Linked DNA regions of Homo sapiens: all the other regions are linked to region 2. Evidence: chromatin loops called from intact Hi-C (ENCODE). Cell type or tissue: mammary epithelial cell. All regions are shown on one strand.

Evidence for each region. A loop is a pair of places that touch in the nucleus more often than their neighbours do. Peaks named below come from ENCODE experiments on the same cell type or tissue, not always from the same donor. Only the 100,000 strongest peaks of a DNase experiment are listed, where the experiment ranks them.
Region 1: it touches region 2 in a loop (6-fold over the local background); 107 of 110 quality-filtered maps call a loop at or near these places.
Region 3: a loop joins it to region 2, with 4 times the contacts of the local background. A loop is called at or near these places in 2 of 110 quality-filtered maps.

Annotation. Positions count from the first base shown.
Region 1 is chr4:110,002,354-110,010,353 of GRCh38, forward strand. It overlaps EGF (epidermal growth factor), which reads left to right. Exons shown (of 24, transcript NM_001963.6): 22 at 2,152-2,269; 23 at 5,799-5,877. Among named protein-coding and RNA genes, the nearest start is that of EGF, 93 kb to the left of the region's middle. In mammary epithelial cell, a CTCF peak has its summit at 3,295 (motif pointing right); a DNase peak (open chromatin) is centred at 3,338.
Region 2 is chr4:110,512,306-110,520,305 of GRCh38, forward strand. It overlaps ENPEP (glutamyl aminopeptidase), which reads left to right. Exons shown (of 20, transcript NM_001977.4): 7 at 1,110-1,244; 8 at 3,072-3,137; 9 at 7,703-7,768; 10 at 7,910-8,000. Among named protein-coding and RNA genes, the nearest start is that of ENPEP, 40 kb to the left of the region's middle. RefSeq lists an enhancer at 2,628-2,797. In mammary epithelial cell, CTCF peaks have their summits at 2,782, 4,257 (motif pointing left) and 6,772 (motif pointing left); a DNase peak (open chromatin) is centred at 4,216; H3K4me3 peaks cover 714 bases; H3K27ac peaks cover 902 bases.
Region 3 is chr4:109,799,523-109,807,522 of GRCh38, forward strand. It overlaps CFI (complement factor I), which reads right to left and starts at 2,477. Exons shown (of 13, transcript NM_000204.5): 1 at 2,393-2,477. The coding sequence starts at 2,449. It overlaps LOC124900757 (a long non-coding RNA gene), which reads left to right and starts at 4,150. Exons shown (of 2, transcript XR_007058226.1): 1 at 4,150-4,313; 2 at 6,919-7,066. In mammary epithelial cell, a CTCF peak has its summit at 4,831 (motif pointing left); a DNase peak (open chromatin) is centred at 2,659.

The sequences.
Region 1 (8,000 bases), 510 kb before region 2:
ATGGTGGCACACAGCTATAGTACCACCTACTTGGGAGGCTAAGGTGGGAGGATCGCTTGAGCCAGGGAGGCAGTGATTACAGTAAGCCGTGATTGCACCACTGCTCTCCAGCCTGGGTGACAAAGCGAGATTCTGTCTCAAAAACAAAACAAAACAAAAAAGACTAATGTTTGTGAAACTAAATAAATTTTTCAAGTATTCTAATCTTATTAGTTTAAAACATGTGATTTCTTGGAAGGACTCCCTTGTAAGAAAATCAACAGGAAGTATTTCATCACAAAGTATAACTTTGTTTTTTTGTGGGTTTTTTTTTAACTTTTATTTTAGGTTCAGGGGTATATGTAAAGGTTTGTTACACAGGTAAACTTGTGTCACTGGGGTTTGTTGTACAGATTATTTCATCACCCAGGTATTAAGCCCAGTACCCAACGGTTATGTTTTCTGCTCCTGTTCCTCCTCCCACCCTCCACCCTCAGGTAGCCCCCAGTGTCTGTTGTTCCTTTCTTTGTGTTCCTGAGTTCCCATCATTTAGCTCCCACTTAGAAGTTAGAATATGTGATATTTGGTTTTCTGTTCCTGTGTTAGTTTGCTAAGAATAATAGCCTCCAGCTCCATCCATGTTCCTACAAAAGACATGATCTCATTCCTTTTTATGGTTGCATAGTATTCCATGGTGTGTATGTGCCATATTTTCTTTATCCAGTCTGTCATTGATGGGCATTTAGGTTGATTCCGTGTCTTTGCCATTGCGAACAGTGCTGCTGTGATCATTGACATCCATGTGTCTTTATGGTAGAATGATTTATATTCCTCTGGGTATATACCCAGTAATGGAATTGCTGGGTCAAATGGTAGTTCTGCAGTTAACTCTTTGAAGCATCACCGTACCGCTTTCCATAATGATTGAAATAATTTCCTCTCTCTCCAACAGTGTATAAGTGTTTCCTTTTCTCCAAAATTTCATGAGCATCTTTTTTTTCTTGACTTTTTATTAATAGCCATTCTGACTGGTACAAATTATAACGTTGTACCTTTGCAACTTTGGAATTGTTTATATTAGCCACTTGTTTCAATTTTTTTCCTTGAAGCCTTTGATTAAAACACATAATAACCCACACCATCTCTTGGTACTGTCTGTGATGCCAGATTCACAGCAGCCCCTCCTATCCTTATCACTCTTCCTGGAACGTCCAGGTAGGGCTTTTGACAGAGGGTTGCATTCCTAGAGGCAATTAAGCTGCCTATCTGCCCCAGGACAGTGGCGTTATTGTGGAGTCTCACAGATGCACTGCTCTAGGGGCTACTGCTTTGAGGATGGGGATCCATCTCCATGCTAAATCTCCCCACCCCCACCCCTAGTGAATGACGCCGTGTATAGACTTAGCGTTGAATGTCAAACAAGACAGTACTCTAAAAAACTGGATTTGGAAGCAAGATACCTAGTGTATTTCCTGGCTTAGCCACTATGAGATTTTCTTATCTTGGGTCATCCACTCCTTCTGTCTTTGCCTCTAATTTCTTTATGAGTGAGAGATTGCAGTGGGCCAGTAAGAGCAGCCTAGGCTTTGTGTCATCATGACCGACTTCTTACACTACCCTTGGTAGCTGTGTGCCTTAGGTGAGTCACTGCCATTTCCAAGCCCCAATGGCTTCACTTGTAAATGGAGCTAACATAGTCTGCCTCACACAGTTGCTGAGATATTTTTTCCACAGACTGCCCCACTCCTCCCTGCAAAATTAGTTGTTTTTTCATTGCTATATCATCAGTACTAGGACAGTGCCTGGGGTATAGTTAGTACTCAATAGATACCTGTGAATGAATGAATGCAAGGCTATTCCCCCCAACATACATGGGCATACATACACACACACACACACACACACACACACACACACACAAACACACACACACCCTCTACCTCACAGAACCTTGGAAAGAGTGAAACACTGTCTGGAAAGCATTTTGAGTTCTGCAGAAAAGACTGCCTTAAACATCTAAAGTTATGTTCCTAGTTATCTTCATATTTCTTCTCTCCCACACAAGTACTTAAATTTTAGTAGCAAAAGCAGTTAGTTGTCCCTGATCATCACTGAGTGGGCTGAGTATTTTGTTTTGTTGTGAGATTGTCTCAAATTTTGGCTTTATCACAGGACTCAGAAGCTGCTATCGAAAAACCCAAAGAATCCTTATGAGGAGTCGAGCAGAGATGTGAGGAGTCGCAGGCCTGCTGACACTGAGGATGGGATGTCCTCTTGCCCTCAACCTTGGGTAATGTGACCAAAGCAGATGAAGCAAGGAATTGGCTTGATATTAACCCCTATTCATTTTTTCTATTTTTTCACTGAGTTCAGAATGACTGGAATCAGTTATAGCTTCCAGCTGGTGTCAGTGTTAGCCAAGACCACATCAGCTAGGGAGGTCCTGGGTGGGAGGGTGGGGGAACTGTGTTGTTAACTAAAGGAATCAGATGAGTTATAATAATGCCATAATTTAATGGCACAATAAATTTTTGGAATTTTTTTCTTTCATGTAGATTCTTTCTATAACTTAGATTTGTATGTGTTATGTGAAGGCTTTCCATATTTTTAGTTAATACATTCCAGATACATGTCTTAAAAACCCAAGATTGTGCTTCTAATTTATTTTCTTTCTTTCTTTCTTTTCTTTTTCTTTTTCTCTGTCTTTTTTTTTTTTTTTTTTTTTTTTGGACAGGATCTTGCTCTGTTGCCCAGGCTGGAGTGCAGTAATCCAACCACTCACTGCTCACTGCAGCCTCGAACTCCTGGGCTCAAACAATCCTCCCAGCTCAGCCTCCCAAATAGCTGGGACTACCGGCACACACCGCCACGCCCAGCTAATTTTTGTATTTTTTGTAGAGACAGAGTTTCACCATGTTTCCCAGGCTGGTCTCAAACTCTTGGGCTCAAGCAATCCACCTGCCCGGGCCTCTCAAAGTGCTGGAATTGCAGGCATGAGCCACTGCACTCAATTTTCTTAATTTTCTTAATATTTCTTAATATTTCTTTTATTTTCTTAATATTTCTTTTCTCACACACATTTCAACTCCCCAAATTTCAGTAGCAAAATAGTTGCCAGATTTAACAAATAAAAATATAGGATGCCTAGTTAAATTCATACTTATACTGAAAGTTCAAATTTAAATTCAAAATTAAATTTAACTGGGTTCTTTATTTTATCTGACAATCCTAGATATTTTCCGAAAAGCACAGAGGTTTGGGAAATTCAAGATGTTTCATAAATCATCCACTTCAGTAATTGATCTTGGAACACTAGAGGGCAGTCTTGAAACAGGCTACACATTCTTGAATCAGTTAAGGGAATTTCCATTTCTAGAAACCTGTCAGAGTTAAGGACTGATTCAGTGTGTGCTGTTGGCATTATTTGTGGTATATATTGTGGAAGAGACTGGAATACATGGCAGGTCCATGGAGGATTGAATCCTTAGGGAAGAGCTATTACAGAGAGGTTATGGAGGAGCAAAGGCAATGTTTGGGGTCCTTCCCACATTATTACCCCTACTCCCCAGCTCCCATCTCACAGTGAATTCCCAGAAAGTAGCTTTCCTGTAACTGTGCTTTTGACTACCAGGTGATCATCTTTTCCTACCTGTAATAGGCATTCAGTGTTTCCTTATTTATTTATTTATTTTTTGGTTGGACTCAAGTATGGGGGAAAAAAATAGAGGCTGGGCAAGTTTGCTCATGCCTGTAATCCCCATGCTTTGGGAGGCCAAGGCAGGATTGCTTGAGGCCAGGAGCTTGGGACCAGCCCGGACAATATAGCAAGATCATATTTCTTTAAAAAGATTAAAAAAAAAAACTTTGCTGGGTGTGGTGGTACACACTTGCAGTTTCAGGTACTCAAGAGACTGAAGCAGGAGGGTCACTTGAACCCAAGAGTTCAAGGTTGCAGTGAGCTATGATAGCACCACTGCACTCCAGCCTGAGTGACAGACTGAGACCTTTTCTCTAAAGCATGAGAAAGAACATGAGTTCTAGCCTTACTCTCCCACCAGTTGGCTATCTAATCTTGAGCAATTCCTTTAACCTATGCAGACTTCTGCTCCCCACTCAGTACAAGGGGTTTGGATTAGATGATCTCTAAGATCCCTTCAGTCTTTATCAGTCTTTATCAATTCCACAAGTGTGTGATTCTAGGACTAAGCTCTAGAATGTGTTGGTTCTTTGAGGCCTCATGACTTTGCGAACTTCTAAATTACCCAGATGTCACTTGTCAGTCTACATGGTATTTCATTCAGGTTTTGAGTAGCAGGTTTAATTCATCTCATTAATTCATCATCATGGGAATGAAGGAGAAACACAATCTGTGTATGACTATTAAAAAATCAAAAGCATTTGCTGCTGTCATGAGCAACTTGTTGGCTCAGAGCTATGTTGGGAGGCCTGGGGCTGCTGAGCTCAGTCCCCCACAGCCGTCATAACTGTCGTTGACAGCAACTGCTGCTGTAGATATCAGTGGGAGTGGGAGAGAGCTGAACGCTCAAACTAGAAGAAAGAGCAGAAACAAATGTAGTTCTATCAGCTCCTTTCCCCACCTCAGCCCAGAATTTCGGGACCTATGTTCTTCTGACAGAGAGGCACGAGGTTAGAAAATTTGCAGTGCAGAGGGTTGGATTTTGACTTGAGACAGAAATAATGGGCATGTGTCTTTAAACAGTGGGTTGCGTGTTGATTTTGCAGTGTGTTGCTGCAGGAGATCATCAATGAGGAGGAGATGAAGCATGATTTGTATTATAAGAAAATGAAAATACATGTTCTGTGGATTCACACTTCCCTTACCAACATTTCCCTGCCTTCTGCCTAATTGACCCCAGTCATCATCCCTTTCTACACCTTTCTCAAAGGAAAATATGGGCAAAGAGATTGTTTTCTACTCCTCTTTCTGTTGTTTCTGAGTTGTGTGCTCCTTTCTGTGGAGCGCCCATTTCTGAACCAATGAAGCGTGATCGGCCAAAACCTTGGGGCAGTCCTTGCACTAGTTACTGATTGACAAGGAAGGACTTCACCAAATGATGTCCTTTGTCCTGTTGTATGGGGTCACTTCTTTTCTTTCCTTGTAGCATGGATCTGTTTTAATATCTAATCTATCTAGAGTGAATGTGAGCCAGTGAACTCTGGTCAGCCTGCATTGCAAGTGCCCAATCAATTTTTGATAATACAAATAATGACAAAAGTAATCATTTTGTTGACTGAAGAGAAATGTTGTTTTCTGTTCCTTCCTATTAAAATTCTAGGTCCCTAGGCTGTTCAACCAGCTTGCAAAATTGTCATTGCACTGGTAATTATTACTACCTTTAATGGCCCCAAATTACTCAGAACTTGGTAGCATGTTTAAATGAGTGTTATTAATGTGTGTGTGCGTGTGTGTGTATGAAAAGTTGTAGCACACACATATATTAGATATTATTTGCCTGGCCTATGGGCAGTTCTTAGAATACTTATGGATTCTTGGATTGCTTATGGTAAATCAGTGGCTCCAGGGATCCGTGACCTAAAAGCTGAGATTCCATAATTAGAATAGATTCTTCAGTTAACATATTGGTGTGCCTAGTTGCTTTAAGACAAAGTAACACAAGGCTCCTCACTGAATGTTGAATCTCTCTTTAGATAGAAAGACTAACTTCACAGGGCCTTTCTTCTGACTTTCACTTTCCATAGGATGAACATCGTAAAGCCATAGACTTTGATTCAATGTACGTTGAGATAATTTGTGAATTTTAACAATATCCTCTCTCCCTCCTTTTTGTTGTCTGCAGTTTGTGGTTATAAAAGAACACCAAGACCTCAAGAATGGGGGTCAACCAGTGGCTGGTGAGGATGGCCAGGCAGCAGATGGTCAGTTTTTATCCCTGGCTCCTGGTGAATGGTTATTTTTACTTAGATCCTGACTGTTTTTCAATGAAAAGTCTCATTTAACCACACACACACACACAAACAAAATAACTAAATTGTATAAGCTATGTGAATAGCTGGGCTGTATTGAAATGCCATGGACCTGATTTGCACTGGAGTTCTATCTTATATGAGGTTACCACGTTCACTCAAAACTCTAGTCACAGGGCAGCCCGTGTTCTTGCACTTTGAGCAAGAACACAATGGATGACTCCTTGATTTGAATTGAGTTTTGGGGTCATTCTTAAGGTCCAGGATCTATACTGGTAGCTGTAGGTATAGTCCCAGTTAAGTTGTAAATGGCTCCAAGAAAACATGTTCCATGTTCAGCCCATCTAGTGGGAAGTGTTTCTGTAAATTTAAGTTGATCTGAGGATTGTCCTGGGGATTTCAGAGTATTCAGGTCTTATCAGGGGCATGACCTTAGCCAGACGCCTGGCTGTCTGTGAAGTCCAGCCAAGCCACTTGTGGAGAGACCATAAAATCAACCCAGGTTCTCAGGAACTCAGTCTACTTCAGATAGAAATGAACTCAGATACCCTTAAGAGTTGTATTATGATCAGCCTTTTGGTTTTGGGTCTCAGGTTGAGTTTTGTTTCACAGGCCAGAGGACATTGTTTCACAGGCCTTTGTGTCGTGAGCCTTTGGAAAGGTTTAGAGAAACTTTTAGCCAACAAAAACAGCTCCTCTGCTAATGAAAGGAGCTAATGAAATATCAACTCCAATTGAATTTTCTATATTTTTCCTTCTTCAATGTGCTTATTATCATAACCTCCTCCTCAGATTTCTTTCTGGAAAGAACATAGGCTTCTTGTTTTGGAAAACTCACTCTAAATTCCCTTCTCATACCTATGTTGCCATGAAACCCCAAATACTGAATTCAGTACAACTTTATTACCTAATTTGAAGAAGGCCTGGATATTTAAGGTACACTTAAAAATTGAATATGAAAACTACAATAAATAGTATAGTATTTTATATGGATCATTACTTTCCCCTGATAATGAAAAAATTCAGCATTTTCAAAAATTTGCTTCAGTGCTTATTGTTATTGGTAGCACTATTAAAAAGTAATGGAATATTTGTAGTTACTACTTTTCCTTGAGCAGCTAAAAGTGCATAATTCTTACAATGGTAACCCACTATAGAGGCACATATAATGTAATTTTGCAAGCTAATAGCACAACGATTTTACAGGAATTTGGTTAAACTTAGAAAAGAACTAAGGACTCATTACAGTTAGCTGAGTACTCAGGAATATATTAGAATGTCTCTTTTGCTGTTGTTTTTTTCCCCCCGCACTGTACTGCAAACAATTTGACCCATTCTCTGTGGGCCACTCATATAACTATCTCCCAGCATGAGTGATCACATCCCCAATCATGTCCAGCTGTCTCATAAATGCCTGGGGTGAAAATGCGCATAGAGATTGGGGTGGGGGGAGATTGAGTGAGGAATGAAATAAAAGATCAAGTTTGGCTCTGAGCCAGTCTCTTCTCTGCTCCTGGAAAACTCATTACAACACAATACTAGTGTAGTTCCATAAAACCATCTTCACTGAGCTCAGCTGACATCAGTTGACACAGGTTAAGTGCAGAGTACATGCTAGGGGCAGCTGACTATGCCAGGGGAAAAGAAAAGAAATACACCTAAAATCTGAATTCAGACCAGGCACAGTGGCTCACACCTGTAATCCGAGCACTTTGGGAGGCCAAGGTGGGCAGATCATTTGAGGTCAGGAGTTTGAGACCAGCCTGTCTCTACCAAATGAGACCAGCCTGTCTCTATGGTGGAACGCTGTCTCTACCAAAAAGTACAAAAATTAGCCTGGCATGCTGGTGCACACCTGTAGTCCCAGCTACTCAGGAGGCTGAGGTAGGAGGATCCCTTGAGCCTGGGAGATGGAGGTTGCAGTGAGCTGAGATCTCAACACTGCACTCCAGTGAGACTCCATCTCAAAACAAAGATAGAGACTCCATCTCAAAAACAAAAAACAAAAAACCTGAGCTCTATCTACTCTCAAGTCATTTGTGGTCCAGATGGGGAGACAGAAGTACACAGTAAAA
Region 2 (8,000 bases):
CAAAATCCAAAATCACACACACAGCTGGTAGCAAAATCCAAAATCACACACACAGCTGGTATAGTCAATCTTCCTCACACTGAGAACAGGATCTTTCTACTCACCATACTTAAACTTCCTAGGTATACAAAAATCAAAATGCAAGTCAAAATTATCTTGATTGGCAGTCATCACTTGACAGCAGTACCTTTCCTGTTATAAATGAAACCCGCATAATTGGAAAATGTAAGCCAATACAACATACTCCTGTTTTGGAAATATTTTTAATTAAGTAGAGCCAATGAAATTTTTAAAGTTAGTAGTGATTTAGCAGAGTTAGATTTCAGAATCTTACTGCTTAAGAGTCAAAATAACTATAGCAGCTAATGGGTTAGGTTCTCATTCTGTGCCAGGTACTATGCCAAGTACTAACCATGAATTTTATCACTGAGTCCTGTGCACAGTTCCAAAAAGTACAGGCCATAATTACTTCTATTTAATGGGTGAGGAAACTTGCTTAAACTTATATATCTAGAAAGTAAAAAGACTGAGCTTTGAACCAAGGAAATCTGACAGTACTGCTAGGCCTGTCAACCAGTCTGTATTGCTGACAAGACCTAGGAGGGAAACGAGAGGTGATTAGAACTAAAGGATAAACTGCCAATATTTTCTTTCATTAATTATGAAGTATCCAAATTCCAATAACAAGTTAATATTAGAAAAACCTGAACATCAATATTTGGCAAATTGATATGCAACCTCTCTTAATTCTTAGACCAAATCTGTGGAGTGATGTCATCATTCTCATTGCACAGATATAGAAATAGGGCTTGAAAAGTTTGGCACATATCCAAAAGTCACACAGAAGTCGCAGAAGCAGAATTCACAGAAGTTGATGTCTTCTCGGCCTGTCATCTGGGGGAAAATTAAAAGGAATTAGAAGTAGAAGAAGGGCATGAAATCAATATAGCTCAATCAGTGCAAAGTATGATTAATTTGAAGACCTAATGTTTAAGTAACTTAAGTCATTTATATTTATTTTCCTCCAATTTTTCTTATATATGGTATTTTAGTTTATAAACTAGTATAAAGGAAATACTATATTCCTTTGGCTCATTCTTTCATTTCAGCGTGACCAAATGTTACTTGAAGATGTATTACCTGTTCAAGAGGATGATTCTTTGATGTCTTCGCATCCAATTATTGTGACTGTGACAACCCCTGATGAAATAACATCTGTTTTTGATGGAATATCCTATAGCAAGGTGGGAGAAATAGAACATTGTTTTGAACATCTTCCTGTTTAGTGACTTTTCTTTTAGTGGATACCTAAAAATGGTAAGAATGGTCACACTGTGCCAGTGAGCTTTGGAAAACAGTGTAGAAGTTATTCTGAGTGCTGAATATTCAATAGTTTGTACTTTTCAGTATAATTTAGTGCTGGTCATTGTCACAGAATTTTAAAAGAGATTTTTAAGAATTTCTCTTTACACATTTGTATATAATTATTTTCATTCTGATAATTTAATATTTAGACTTGAAGCATCACATTTCAAATTGTTTTATTTGATTTTTTAAAAGACAATAAATCTTTTTCTTCTATGTGGTCAACAAGAAATGCTGTATATGTGCACAGCTTTCCTAGTAGAACATTTTAATGCCTGCAATAAACATTTAAATCCAACTCAGAAGGAAATACTTTTATTCCTTTTTAGAAGATGTAAAGATGAATTTGTTAGCATATTGTAGGTGAGGATTTTTTCTTCACTAATATTTTATGAAAAGTTGCTGGAAATCTGTAACTCCAAGATTTATGTGACACATTCTGTCCCACAATATTTCATATAGTCTCTCCTTCAAACATATTCCACATCTGTATGTAACATAATTTAAATTTTATTTTAGTCATTTTCTACTTCAGCTTCTCATGGGTTTCCCACTACACTGAGATGCTTAGAAGCTACTGCATGCTAATACATTTTGTTATCCTGAGTAATACCTAAAGTCTTATTTGAGTCAAAAATATTATAATTATTAAAATGAATACTTGAGTGAAAAAGCTTCTATGTATTAGCATTTGAAATTCTTAGCATCATATTTTTGACTTTCCCTCTCATATGATTCCCATGGTGTATGTTCAGCCTTCTTGTATTCATTTTTCTTTGATATTATGAATGATTCCTTTTATCTTTATGTCGAAATGAAAATTTCGAATCCACTTATAGCCTATTCTAATTATTCACATGGGAGAAGTTTAAATTTATTCAATCATTTTTCCCCTTAGTCCTAGATACTCCTCAGGTTTAAGATATTATGTCCAAGATAAATAAATGTTTCTAGGCCTTTAGCTTTCTAAATAGGTATAAAATTAATTTAGAATGCTTAATAACTTACAATAAAAATTACTAATTTAAGTGGGGGCAGTGTTCTTTTTTCATTCAGTTACTTGAAAATTGATTTAAAATATTACAAATTGTGCATTTCAGTACTAACCTTATAACACATAAAAAGAAAGTACAGAGCCAAGATGTTCATCAGATTCTTCAGATGAAAGGAAAGCAAATGAGATAGACTACTGAGAAGAGAAAGATTATATGCCTAAATTATGTATCCATGTATATTAAGCTATTTGACCAGATAATTCCTTGACTATCTACTTCCCTCTGCTAAATATAATTCTTATTTTCAAATATGAAAATATATTTAATAAGTTGGCAGAATTTTACCCTGAAACTACTTTCCTCATTCATCAAAGAATGTGATTTTTTAGACTATTTCTCTTTCATTAAGAAAGCCCCATCTGCTGGTTTATTTGGGGAAGTGCAATAATTATTTGAATCTGAAGTCCCTGAAATGATGGCCATTTTAGCAATTTCTCTTTACCTTTTAGTTATTTTAGATGCATAGATACAGGGACTGTGCCAAGTGGTATTTTCATCCTAAAATCATAGAGCCATATAATTTAGCAGAATCATCTTGAGGAACTAATCTCACAAATATGATCATGAAATACTAGTTGCAAGAGTAATAACTGATCATTGTTCCTTACATAGCCTTTATTAGTTTCATTTGTCTTTTTATCCCCATTGTAGGGATCTTCTATTTTGAGAATGCTTGAAGACTGGATAAAACCAGAGAATTTTCAAAAAGGATGTCAGGTATGATTTATTACTTTTAGTGATATCAAAATTAAACTACATTGATATGTGGCTGGTGAATGTTAAGATATGTGATTAATCAAGGATAATTTCCTTTTTAATCTCTTTACTGAGGCATAGATAATATAGCAAAAGATAAAAACATGATTTTACATCCAATTGAGTACCTACATTGTATCTGTAATGATCATTTAGCAGAAGTCTCATGGAGAAGTTGAAACAGATTACTTAGTTATTTTTGAAACTCCTTACATGTGTCTTAGTCAGCTTGGGCTGCCATAAGGAAATACCATAGACTGGGTGGCTTAAACAATAGAAATGCATTTTTCTTGCAGTTATGGAGGCTGGAAAGTCCAAGATCAAAGTGCTGGCTGATTCCGTTTCTGGTGAAGCCTCTCTTCCGGGCTTGCAGATGGTAGACTTCCCACTGTGTCCTCATAGCAGAGAGAGAGAGAGGGAGAGAGAGAGAGCACTCTGGTGTCTCTTATAAGGATACTGGTTCCACCATAAGAGTCCCAGCCTCACGATATCATCTAAATGTGACAGCTCCCAAAGGCTTCGTTTCTAAATACTATCACACTGGGGGTTAGGGCTTATATGAATTTCAGGGAATACGATTCTTTCCATAGCAACATGATATAAACATCTAAATTTATCTATAAAGGTCATTCCTTATACTGAGTACAAGACTTTTCCCTTATTATTAGATTAGAAAAGATCAATATTAGTATGCTTATTACAATGGAGTCAGTGAATAAAGAGGCTTGCTTCCTTTTGGTAACAGAAATGACAATAAACTTTCTGAAACATTTCACACATCCCACTTAAGCGTATTATTCCAGGAGATGTTTCTGTTTCATTTTCGTTTTTCTAACAGACCCTAAGCCAATCGTCCCAGGTTTGTTTTTATTTTTAATTTTATCAAAGTAGCTACAATGTGTCCCTATAACTGCCGTCTCTGCAGGTTGGCCCCATTCCAGCCTAGAAATGAAGTTCTCTTCCTACTCTTTCCCTTCCACCTACATCCTGCCTGCTGCGATAACCCAGGTAGTCAGGAGTAGCAGTGCTGACGGTATTCATCCCAGAGAGCAGAAAACAGGTTGGAGAAATGCCCCCTGCTGGCTGCCACAGAAAGTACTTCTTCTGTATGTGATTCCCCAGGAGAAGGTCACCATTCACATAGATCTCACTCCCATCAAGCCTTCTTATGTGGCATTTAGCCCTCTCTACACTACTCTAAAAGAAAACGGCCCCCTTCTACCCAATAGTGAAACATCTAGGTGATTATTAAAGTAAGAAATAAAGTCAAGATTTCGGAAATATTTGGAAGTATATCAGTATATTTTAACCCTTTGTCTATTAGTAAAATATTTTGTAGAGACATTAGGTGCAAAGAGAGAAGCTATGTGCTTGTGCTTCTGCATCATGAGAACATCTTGTAACTTTTCCATAAGTTTCAAACTCAAATGTTATCATATATTCCCTCACTGTAAGCATTATTATTATTATTATTGTTATTGAGACAGAGTCTCGCTCTGTCGCCAAGGCTGGAGTGCAGTGGCGTGATCTTGGCTCATTGCAACCTCTGCCTCCCGGGTTCAAGCGATTCTCATGTCTCAGTCTCCCGAGTAGCTGGAATTACAGGCACCACCACACCCGGCTAATTTTTATATTTTTAGTAGAGACGGGGTGTCGCCACGTTGCCCAGGCTGGTCTTGAACTTGTGAGCTCAAGAGATCCGCCCGCCTCGGCCTCCCAAAGTGCTGGGATTACAGCCATGAACCACTGTGCCCTGCCCATTGTAAGCATCTTTAATCAGGGACTCTGTCTTCTATATCTTTACCCATACTGCAGGGCCTAGTTTAATTACACATGTTACGTCATCCTGAAAATGTTTGTTAAATGAATGAATGAGTGAATAGCCTATAATAAATTATACAGGACATAGAAATAAAGAAGATTCATTTTCAAAAATTAAGTTAAAATTCAGTTTGTATAGTTTTGATTCTAAATTAAATTGTAATTAATAAATAACAATTTTGGCATCTTCAGAGCTGGCTTCAAATTAAATAATCTTTCATATTGACTTTGATAGAGAAGTACTAAGATTCCTTGAAAATGAATAGCTATCCTAATAATTCCATAAAACTCTCATATTTCCTTTAACCTAGTATCTATGTTATAATTAATTTAAAAAACCGGTTTTGTCTAAAATTAATAATTCTTAAGTTAAAAGTCTTCCTTTAACTGTGATCACAGATGGTGCTAAAAACTGAACTATGAAGAATAGATATTAATATTTCATGCCATTATAGTGCTATGGAATGAATTTACACAAAACACCCAAACACCCTTTTCCTTCAATCTTCAAACACTAGCTAATATCTGAAAATAGTATATGATCGATATGGACCACATCCAATAAACCCTCAGACCAACTGGAACATAGTTCCATAGTTCACATAGTTTGAGCATCCCAACAATATCCTCCTTGAGTTGTCATCATCACTCTATGATTGTTGCCCTGAAATCCCACAGGCTATGAATGGGAGTTCAAGGTATTTCTGTTGCAAATACTAACTTTCTGCCCAAAGTGACTCTTTATTAGCTAACCTGGTGTGGAACTAAATCTGGGGCTGGCCATTTGTCTATTCTCTTTCATGCTCATCACCTTGCCCCAAACTCAACCTCAAACAGCAAAATAGGTGCAGGATGGGGGAAATAAGAGCAAAATTATCAACTGGAAAATCTTTAAGGCTATACATGTACATAAAAGATGTAATAGAGAAGGGGACATTCATAACAATATGTGGTCATGAAATAGAAACCGAGAATATATTCTTCCTTTCTTTTTCTTCTAGTATCAGTAGTACTGTCAATAAGACAGGAATGGGTCAGCTGGAAAATGTCTTTTCCCTTCTTGGGATACTAGTAACAGAAACATTGTTCGTTTCCTTTTGTGCTCACTGATTCCAACTAATAATGAACTGTGACCTAGGTCATCGTGTAATTTTGACTTGAATGATTACATGATTATTCAAGGTGAAGAGGGAAGTGTCTTAATATAGAATATTCAAAAGCACTAATCTAGACAATATAAAATTAGTACCTTTTAATATGCTGATTACATAAATTTCCATTCAGCCTGTGGTTCATGAGAAGCAAGAAACTGCAATTTTAAAAGCAGTAACAACAATAACAGTGATGAAAACCACACACACTGATCCAGGGTTCAGAATTCTCCTCATCATAATCTCAGGCAAATCTCTTCACCTCTGAAGGCACCCAGGTAGTTAGGGAGAGCAGTTTCCTTCACCTCAAAATGTGGGAGCTTTATTAAATAATATTTAAAGTCCCTTCCAGTTCCACGATTGCATGGTTCTAAGCTCAAGACCTTGTAGTAGTCAAACTCCTCTAAATTAATTTTAAAAGATATTCAATAGAAATTGTCATCAAAACACAGCTATGGTTATAACTATTACTATGCCAAGTATTCAATTATTATTATTTAAAAATATTAGACATTTGATTTACCAAATATTCAATTATTTTATTAAGATATGATGAATGATTTGTGCAACTTTCTGTAATGAATACCTAAAAGTGATTGCTGCTTCTCCCTTCCTTTGCCTGCCCTCTGGTGGTAGTGCCAAGAAGTGAATTAACCAAAAGAACAAATATGGAGGCAGCATTCCAAAGTGGCTTCATCCCTCTTCCAGGCTTCTTGGAGTCCTTCTAATACTGTTTTATCTCTATGTCTGAAAAGAAGAGGAATTTAGGAGGTAACGTGATTTAGGTACAGCACCTACTGAAAATTATAGCAACTTAGAGTGAAAATGATATGTGCAAAGTTAACATTAAGAACACTGAAGATGGTTCCATTTTCTATCAAAGACCTCCACTTTCAGTCAGGACAATTCTAGAAAGCAACAGAGGAGTGATACAGCAGGAACTTAGGAAAGTTTACTGGCAAACTCCAAGTGGCTCCCAGTTACGGGATTAGAAGACTGGGAATTTTTTCTGGGGATAAATCACACTATATTTGAAAACTCACATATAGAAAGAGGTTTTGTAAAGAAAATTGCCAAAAGAAGCTTAAATCTAAAAGACTTGTACTTTAAAATATTTGAAGAGTGAAGACTTATGCTTTACAGTGAATAATGTCCCCAATTCATCCACCACCACCACCACCACCACCATCATCATCATTATTATTCAAAAGGTTGTATATTTATTTCCTTAGAGCAGAGATCAGCAAGCTACTGTCTGCTGGCCAAATCTGGCCCACCATCCATGTATTTTTTTTAAGGCTCATAAACTAAATATGGTTTCCACATTATTAAATAGTTGAAAAAAATCAAAAGAAGAAGAATATTTTATGATACATGAACATTGTATGGAATTCAAATATCAATGCAACAGCCGTGCTCATTCATGTACATGTTATCTATGGCTGGTTTTGCGCAATGGAGGTAGAATTGAGTAGCAGGGGTTCAGTTCATCTTGTGAAAGTATGAGAAAAGCAAACATTGACTTCTAACATGCTGATTATTTTTTACACACAGATGTACTTGGAAAAATACCAATTCAAGAATGCAAAAACTTCTGATTTTTGGGCAGCACTGGAAGAGGTAAGGAAGAGTATATGTCCCCAAATATTTCTTTGTCTGATTTACAAATGGCTTACCAATCATTTTCTAATCTAACTATTCTATCCTTTTATTTTCTCATATTTGTTAATTAATTAATCTCCATTTTGTTTTCAATCTTAGGCAAGTAGGCTACCAGTGAAAGAAGTAATGGACACCTGGACCAGACAGATGGGTTATCCTGTGCTTAACGTGAACGGTGTCAAGAACATCA
Region 3 (8,000 bases), 710 kb before region 2:
ATACTTTCCCATGGAAGATTAAGAAACTGAAATCTAAGATACATGAAGAAATTGTAAGTGGAAAGGCCACTTAGTGGTTGGTTTACAACAGTATTATAAGTGATAGGGTGATAGAAGTGTGGTAAGTGATTAGGATAATATTCTGCATAGTAAGAGAAACAGTTTGTATTTTTAGAAGAAAATTGCTTTAACATTTGCAAACTAAGGTAATGAGAATACAGTGAATTTCAAAATGTCTTTTTAATGACAATGTGTGAACTTGTTTTAATAAACCAAAATTTGTTGTTATTGTGTTAAGGCTATTTTATGTACTCAGATATCCTTCAAGACCACTGCCAAATTAGGGAGGGTATGGGGCAAGGACACAAAGGACAGACACGCAAAATGCTACTAAGCTTTCATACCATTTTTAGTTGCCTGTTCCTGCATTCAACATTTTCTTAGGTGCTATAAACCTTTGACTGTTTTCCAGAGTTCTAAATAAAGTTGGTTCTGACAGCTTCCCTTTGGTTTCTGTAGAAATGGATTTTTGGTTTTTGGTTTTGGTGGATCTGCCTACTCTGCCATTTCCGCTGCCATCACTTGCACTGCACACCCTCCTGTGTGCCACCCTTGTTTCCAGGATGTTGTCATTCTGCTTAACATTACCCCAGTTCTTTCTCTCTAAAATGCCACCCATATGTGCCTGAGTTTGTAATAAAATTTTAGGGTAAAATAAAATTTAGGGTATCAGTTGGTGATTACGTCACAGCACAATTATGGTAGGTAATCATGTTGACTGAAATATTTGGCTTCTCTGTTTTTTTTTTTTTTTTTTTTTTTTTTTTGAGACAGGATCTTGCTGTGTCACCCAGGCTGGAATACAGTGGCATGATCAGAGCTCCCCGCAGCCTCAAACTCCTGGGCTCAAGCAATCCTCTTGCCTCAGCCTCCCAAAGTACTGGGATTACATGCGTGAACCCCCACACCTAGTCAGCTTCCTTGTTGTTGAACATCCTCTGGTTATTCCCCCCATTAGAAGGCCCCAGCAGCCACTCCCACTGTGCTATGGGTTTCTTTTCCATCTTTTCTGAATCCCCTAGTTTCCTTGTCTGAGTAGGTTCAGTAAAACCGAAAACAGAAAATAGAATCACCAGTAATCTTATTAGCCAATGATAGCAACTATTAACTGTTTGATACATACACTGTAAGATCTTTTAGTCATATATATAAGTAGGTATAAGTATGCATTTATATATATGCATATAAACACACATACATATGTGTGTGTGTGTTTTTCTTCAATAAAAATAAAATTGTAGTAAGGACTTTTTATTTAGATAAATATGTCATTTCAATGGCTATGTAATAGTTCAATTTTGGATATACAATAATTTAACCAGTGTCTTATTAATAAGCATTTAGTTATTTCCATTTATTCTCTATTATAAACATTGCAATGATGGCAACTATTTTAGAAGTTACAAGAATCTTAAAGTGTGTTTTCTTAAGTAGTTTTCTTTAAATATTTTCTTCTACAAGCTGGCACTAAGACAAGATAGTTTTGGATTGCCACCAAAGTTGGCAATCATCAATAAGTATCCAAAATATTTTAAACATTTTTCACCTTAATAGATGACACTCTAACTTCAATAAAATATGTCATTTCAGTTTCGAGTTCCTTTGTAGCCCACAAAGCCTTCATTCTGATCAAATGGATTCATTTATTTGGAGGGGCCTAGTGCATTGCTGCCTTCCTATGGTAGCACTTGCTGCTTTTCCTGGCTAAAGAAGCTGGAAATCACTCCTCTTTCTCACCACTGATCACATGTAATACAGAATTAAACGTTCAGCTCAAATCCTACTTGATCTATAATCTCTTCATGACCTCTCAGCATGAAGTGATTTGTCCTCTCATTGAAGTCCTTTACCACATATTTGTATCACTTTTGACAATTAAATATATACTGTCTTGTAACTTGCACTTTTGTGTTTTCAGATGTTTCAAATTTGCTTATTATTTCCCCTTTCTATAACTATAGAGCGTACTAAGAGGCTGTTGAAGGAAGAGATCAGTCTCACTGTCTTCGTAGCACTGTACCTTACACACAGGAGGAGCCTGGTAAATATTTTTGATTTACTACAATTACAGTAAATCACAGCCTTGTATTAGTAAAATTCTTGTTCAGTTCAATGCCTCTGCATATATAAGCACATAAAAAGAACTATTTTTAAAAAATCACTTTTATCAAGATATTAACATAAAACATTTGTTGCTGACTATAGAGTGGCATTGTTGTAACTGAACTATGTAATATTTAAATCAAAATTATATATTTAAGATTATTTTCTATGTTTTTACAACCTTTAAATTATCAATTAAAATTGTTTGCATAAAGGTTGAATTACTTACCTTGCAAAACCTTAAGTGGAAGCACAGAAATAACAGGAAAACATGAAGAAGCTTCATGTTGGAGGTGTTCGGGGTCTTTGTCTCTGCTGAGAACTCTTTTCCACTCCAGGTATTCTTTTGAAATTTAATTTTTAACCTCTGAAAAAATGTTTCAAAAGAACAAACCTCCTAAAGAGCTTTGTACTTTTGAACTCTGAAAGAATTTGGCTGAAATCCAGAGAGATTTACCGTAACTGAAACCAAAAAATGGCCTTCCCATTAAAGAGCTGAGGGAGGTGACCAATAGGAACTTGTTTCCACCAGAAGAGACTGATTTCCTCCCACCCTGTTAATTGCAATGACTCAATTCTGTATTCCAGGGAAGACAGAAATTATATTGGAAGCAATTTTTTGGTTTTTTTTTTGTACAGTAAAAATATAATTTTTTAAACTTAAGGTTGAAGACTAGGAGACAGTAAGAATAAAAGTAGACCATATAGTGAAGGCTGCAAAATACATTTAAAACTCTAGAAACCAGCTTCTTTACCATGCATTTGTTGTGCTGTGATCAAATTGTATTTTTGGAGTACAAGAAATTTTAAAAACAAGTATTCTTGTGCCAGTACCAACTATCATGCAGGGTTTATCTATTTATGAAATAAATCTGTGATAGCAGAAATGCTGACACAGTTGGGTTCATCAGAAGCAGACTTGAGACAGTGAGTGTGGGGCACAAGTGTTTGTTAGGGATCGATATCCATACAAGGAAGGGAGGGGAAGCAGGGGTGAACAGAGGTAGAAGTTGAACTGGAGTGAGTGTGACCTGTCACAGTGCCCCTGATTTCAGTATAAATGGCTGGGCCATTATATTCTGCCTTGCTTGGTCCCCTACTATATATTGCCCAGGAAGGGCATACACTTAGGTGAGACAGTTTTCTGTAGCTAAGGCAGACACAGAAGGATCTGACAGTTATGTGCTATCAGGAGGAGGTATCTTCTGACTACACTCTTTACAGCCAGGTAGCAAGACCTTCCTTGACAAGGGTTCTGGGAAACTCATCTCTGTGTCTTTCAGAGTACATACTTGCACCTCTTAGATCTATGTTCCATATACACTCCAGGAGTGGCTCCTTAAACATTTCAGTGGGTCCCTATTCTTGAGAGAAAACTTAGAAGAGGAAGTTAATGGGAAAAACTACAGCTCCTACCCTTGCAGTTGATCTTGGGGCTGTAGTTGAAACTTACCCTTGGCCCCCTTCCTATCCATTTTAGATTCCCTTTACCTTGACCTCCCACCTCTGCTGGTCTCGGTGACTTACTGGATGACATGTCCCACACTCTCTTTCAGGAGTGGTCTGAGCCCCTGGTTACCTTTTGTTTCTCAGGCAAAAGTTGCCATTTTTATCCCTACTGTCACAAGAGGCAGGCTGGACATGGTGGCTCACTCCTGTAATCCCAGCACTTTGGGAGGTCAAGGCAGGAGGATTGCTTGAGGCCAGGAGTTTGAGATGAGCCTGGGCAACACAGGGAGAGGTTGAGGCTGCAGTTAGCCATGATTGCACCACTGCACTCTAGCCTAAGTGACAAAGAGAGACCCTCTCTTAAAAAAGAAACCAAAAAAAGCAAAAAATAAGAGGTACCCCAGTAGGTTATGTGGGTTCTACACATCTTCCTCCCTGCCCACATTATAGTAATAGCAGCCCTACTTCCTCGGAATGATCAGGGCCAATTACCCTTGTGGATTCTGACTCTTTCTTGCTAGTTCCTAGACACAAAGAGCCCAGCGTACCCCAGGCAACAGCTCTGGTTTATAATTCCATGGGACTCTTGCTTGCCCCTGGTGAAAGTATAGTCCTTTGGAGACCAAGATAACGAACCCTGCAGAGTCTACAACTGTGGAGACAAGATGCACAAAGCCCCCAGTTGGTCAATGGTGGTGATGGTAAGTGTGGTAATTCTTGCCTTTATTCCTTGGTTCCCAGACCCAGGTATTCTTCCTATTGGGAACATAATGCTATATGAAAGTCTTTGATTGAATGTATATACTGCTTCCTGGAGGATAGCACCCCATTCTCACAAAGTTTTGCATTTAACTGGCACCTCAGCTCTGTCCTCAGCAGCCCATTATAACATTCTGTAAGTCCACCAGCTTCTGAGTGGTGTGGTATGTGATATGACCAGGGGATTGCATGATCACAGGCCCACTCCTGGGCCTGCTTTGCTGTAAAGTGGGCACCCTTGTCTGGCAGGATGTGATCTTTGCTAGATAATTAAGCACTCTATAATTCTCTGGATTATGGTGCTAATGGAGGCCCTGCAGGCAAGAAAGGCACACTCATACCTCAAATATGTCTATTCCTGTAAGAATAGACCACTGACCCTCCAAAGAGTGAAAGAATCAGATGTAATTAATTTGCCACTAAGTGACTAGTTGGTCTCCTTGAGGAATTGTGCCATCTTGTGGGGACAGTATTAGTGTCAGCTGCTGTCAGGTTGGGCATTTGTTAATGATGGGAGCTAGATAAGCCTCGGGGTCTGTGCTATTGGCCTCATGGGTGGCCTCTATCTCTGTTACCACGGTCACTTCATTCTTGTGCCCATCGTGCCAGCAGTGGGGTGGCTGATGACTGAGACTCAGTCATTTTGGCTCAATCGTTTTGTTGAGCCAAACTGGTTGAGCCATTTTGTTGGTTATTTAGTGCCTTTTCTTTGGTGGATGCTTTCTAGTAGGCATTAACATGTGATACAAAGATTTTTTTTCCTTTTTCTTTTTTCTCTCTCTCTTTTTTTTTTTTTTTTCTGAGACAGTGTCTCGCTCTGTCACCCAGGTTAGAGTGCAGTGGCGTGATCTCGGCTCACTGCAAGCTCCGACTCCCGGGTTCATGCCATTCTCCTGCCTCAGCCTCCTGAGTAGCTGGGACTACAGGCGCCCGCCATGACGCCCGGCTAATGTTTTGTATTTTTAGTAGAGATGAGGTTTCACTGTGTTAGCCAGGATGGTCTTGATCTCCTGACCTTGTGATCTACCTGCCTCGGCCTCCCAAAGTGCTGGGATTACAGGCGTGAGCCACCGTGCCTGGCCATGATACAAAGATTTGTATACTTCATGCCCAGTCCTGTATGTACACATATCCATTCTAGATTCTCTTCACTCCGACCTCCCACCTCTGCTGATCTCAGTGACGTACCTGATGACATGACCCACGGTCTCTTTCAGGAGTGGTCTGAACCCTTGGTTACCATTCACTTCTCAGGCTAAAGTTGCTGTTTGCCTCCCAGAACTTTTTGCTCTTGATCTTTGAATATTTTTCATTTCAGGAACAAAAGATGATCAGGAAATCACTATTGCCTGTGATTCTATATAAGTCTAGCCTCAGGCCACCTCTCTTTCCACACGAAGTGGATGACCAGGTGTACCCCCTGCAGCTCTGCCCTTTGGGAGGACTTTCTCTCACCACTGTCTTTCAAAACCACTCCAAAGTGTGGCTGTAAAGCTGCCTCTGTCTATTTTTAACTTGCCTATATACCAAGCCAACCCATCTGTAAACAAAATGTGACCTTTTCTCTCCTCCTTCAGCTGGTCATACCAAATTCCCCAGGGAGCTATAGGTGTGAGCTAAGGAAGGGCCATGAGTGCAACTGTTTGGATGCTGGGGACAGGGGCAGTCTGGGCTACCTGCTACCTGTTTATGCACATTGCTCATACCTCTGGTCCTGTTTGTGTTTGGCTCTGGATGTCACACTTCTATCTTACAATACATTTTTCCTAGGCCTGCTTGTCCTTATACTTTGCGGGTCCATTTGGATCCAGATCATAATGGGCAGTTCTGGCCGTATGGTGATGTAGTGTCCTGTGATTCATTATTCTACATTTACCAGGAACCAGTAATATACAAATTGGTCTTTAAAAGACACACAATTCTCTGCTGCAGATGGCATGGCCTTGCTCCAGAACCCTGAGGTCCTATATTGTGGTTCTCCCACAGGATCTTCCTCAAACACCACACAGCATTTTTTCCCCCATCACTGAGACTTCTGATGCCATAGAGTCTGCTGGACCACTGCAGAAGCCATTTCTGCTTTGGCAGCTGGAGCAGTATTCCCTACTGCAGAATATTTGCTCCCAGAGTCCAAAAAGCCTCATCAGATTTTGTGCTTCCTTCTTTGTTAAAGAAAGTACAAGATACAATAATTTGTCTTTTACATTAAAGAGGATGTGCTAGCACGTTCCTGAACACTGGTTTCCTAAAAATTTTACCGATGTGCCAGGCTTTATTTCCTACCCTCTGGAGCACATCTGTCTTACCAAAGTATTTAGCATGCTACTTCCTCATCTCCTCTGATCAAGATAATGCTATCAATGGAAAAACAATGGTGTCTTATGGGAAATCCAGATGCTCCAGATCTCTGCATATTATATTATATCAGAAGGTGGCAGATAAGGCCTGGGAAAACTTTAAGTGTATATGTTGCCCATTCCATGTGAATGAGAACTGTTTCTGATCCTTTCTGATTAAAATGCCCCCTCTCTCTTGCTCCTACTCCAGCCATGTAATGCACGTGCTTTCCGTTTGCTTTCTGCCATGATTGTAAGTTTCCTGAGGCCTCCCCAGAACCGGAGCAGATGCCAGCATCATGCTTTCTGTACAGCCTGTGGAACCACGAACCAATTAAACCTCTTTTCTTTATAAATTATCCAGTCTCAGGTATTTCTTTATAGCAGTGCAAGAATGGACCAATACAGTAGTTAACAAAAAGAAAATGTAAAGTGCTCATGAGGACTGAAATTTTATTCAGTTTAAGTCTCTTTCCTCCTATGATCTCAATGAAAATAAATATAAAAATAAAAGTAATTCCATTGCACCATTGAAAAATGAAGAAGGATTCATTAATAGGACATAAACAGTGAGGAATTACTAGAATACATATAATAGACAGGAAAAGATTAACTGCAAAACTTAAAGGAGTTTAAGAAGTGTCAAATTCATATAGGTGACAACGAGATATCCAAAATAAGAAAGACCATAGAATAAATAGAAACAGTAGAATCTGAGATAAGTGATAGACTAAGTAATTAATAAATAAAGGGAAGAACATTTGAGCCAGTGCCCCACTCGGGGGTAACTTGAGCATTTACTCCAGGCTAAAGCCTACAGTAAGGCTCTCTATAGCACATGTTCTAACCCAGAACCCCTTGAGTGGACACTGAGGCAGAAGCAGAGAAGCATTCTAGATGACACCAGCCTCCATGAAGTTAAGGGAGTCTCTGAACTTAAGAGGCAAGCCATAGGCAAACCCTTGAGGCCTCATATCCCACCCTTCTCCTGCAGTCATTGAAGGCAGAGCTCTATAATCAGAATCTACAAAAGCAGAGGTACAGCACAATAAAAAGACCAACCTCACTCATGAATATAGATGCATAAACTCTAAACAAAATATTAGCAAACTGATACAAAATCTTGAGTAGTATTCAGTAATCTTACCATTAATAATAATACTTACTTGACAGCATATATATATATATATATATATATATATATATATATATATATATGGAGGCTAAGGCAAATAAATAATTATGCTAATGTCATAAGAATTTCAGGGTAAGACAAACACAAGTTTAAATTCA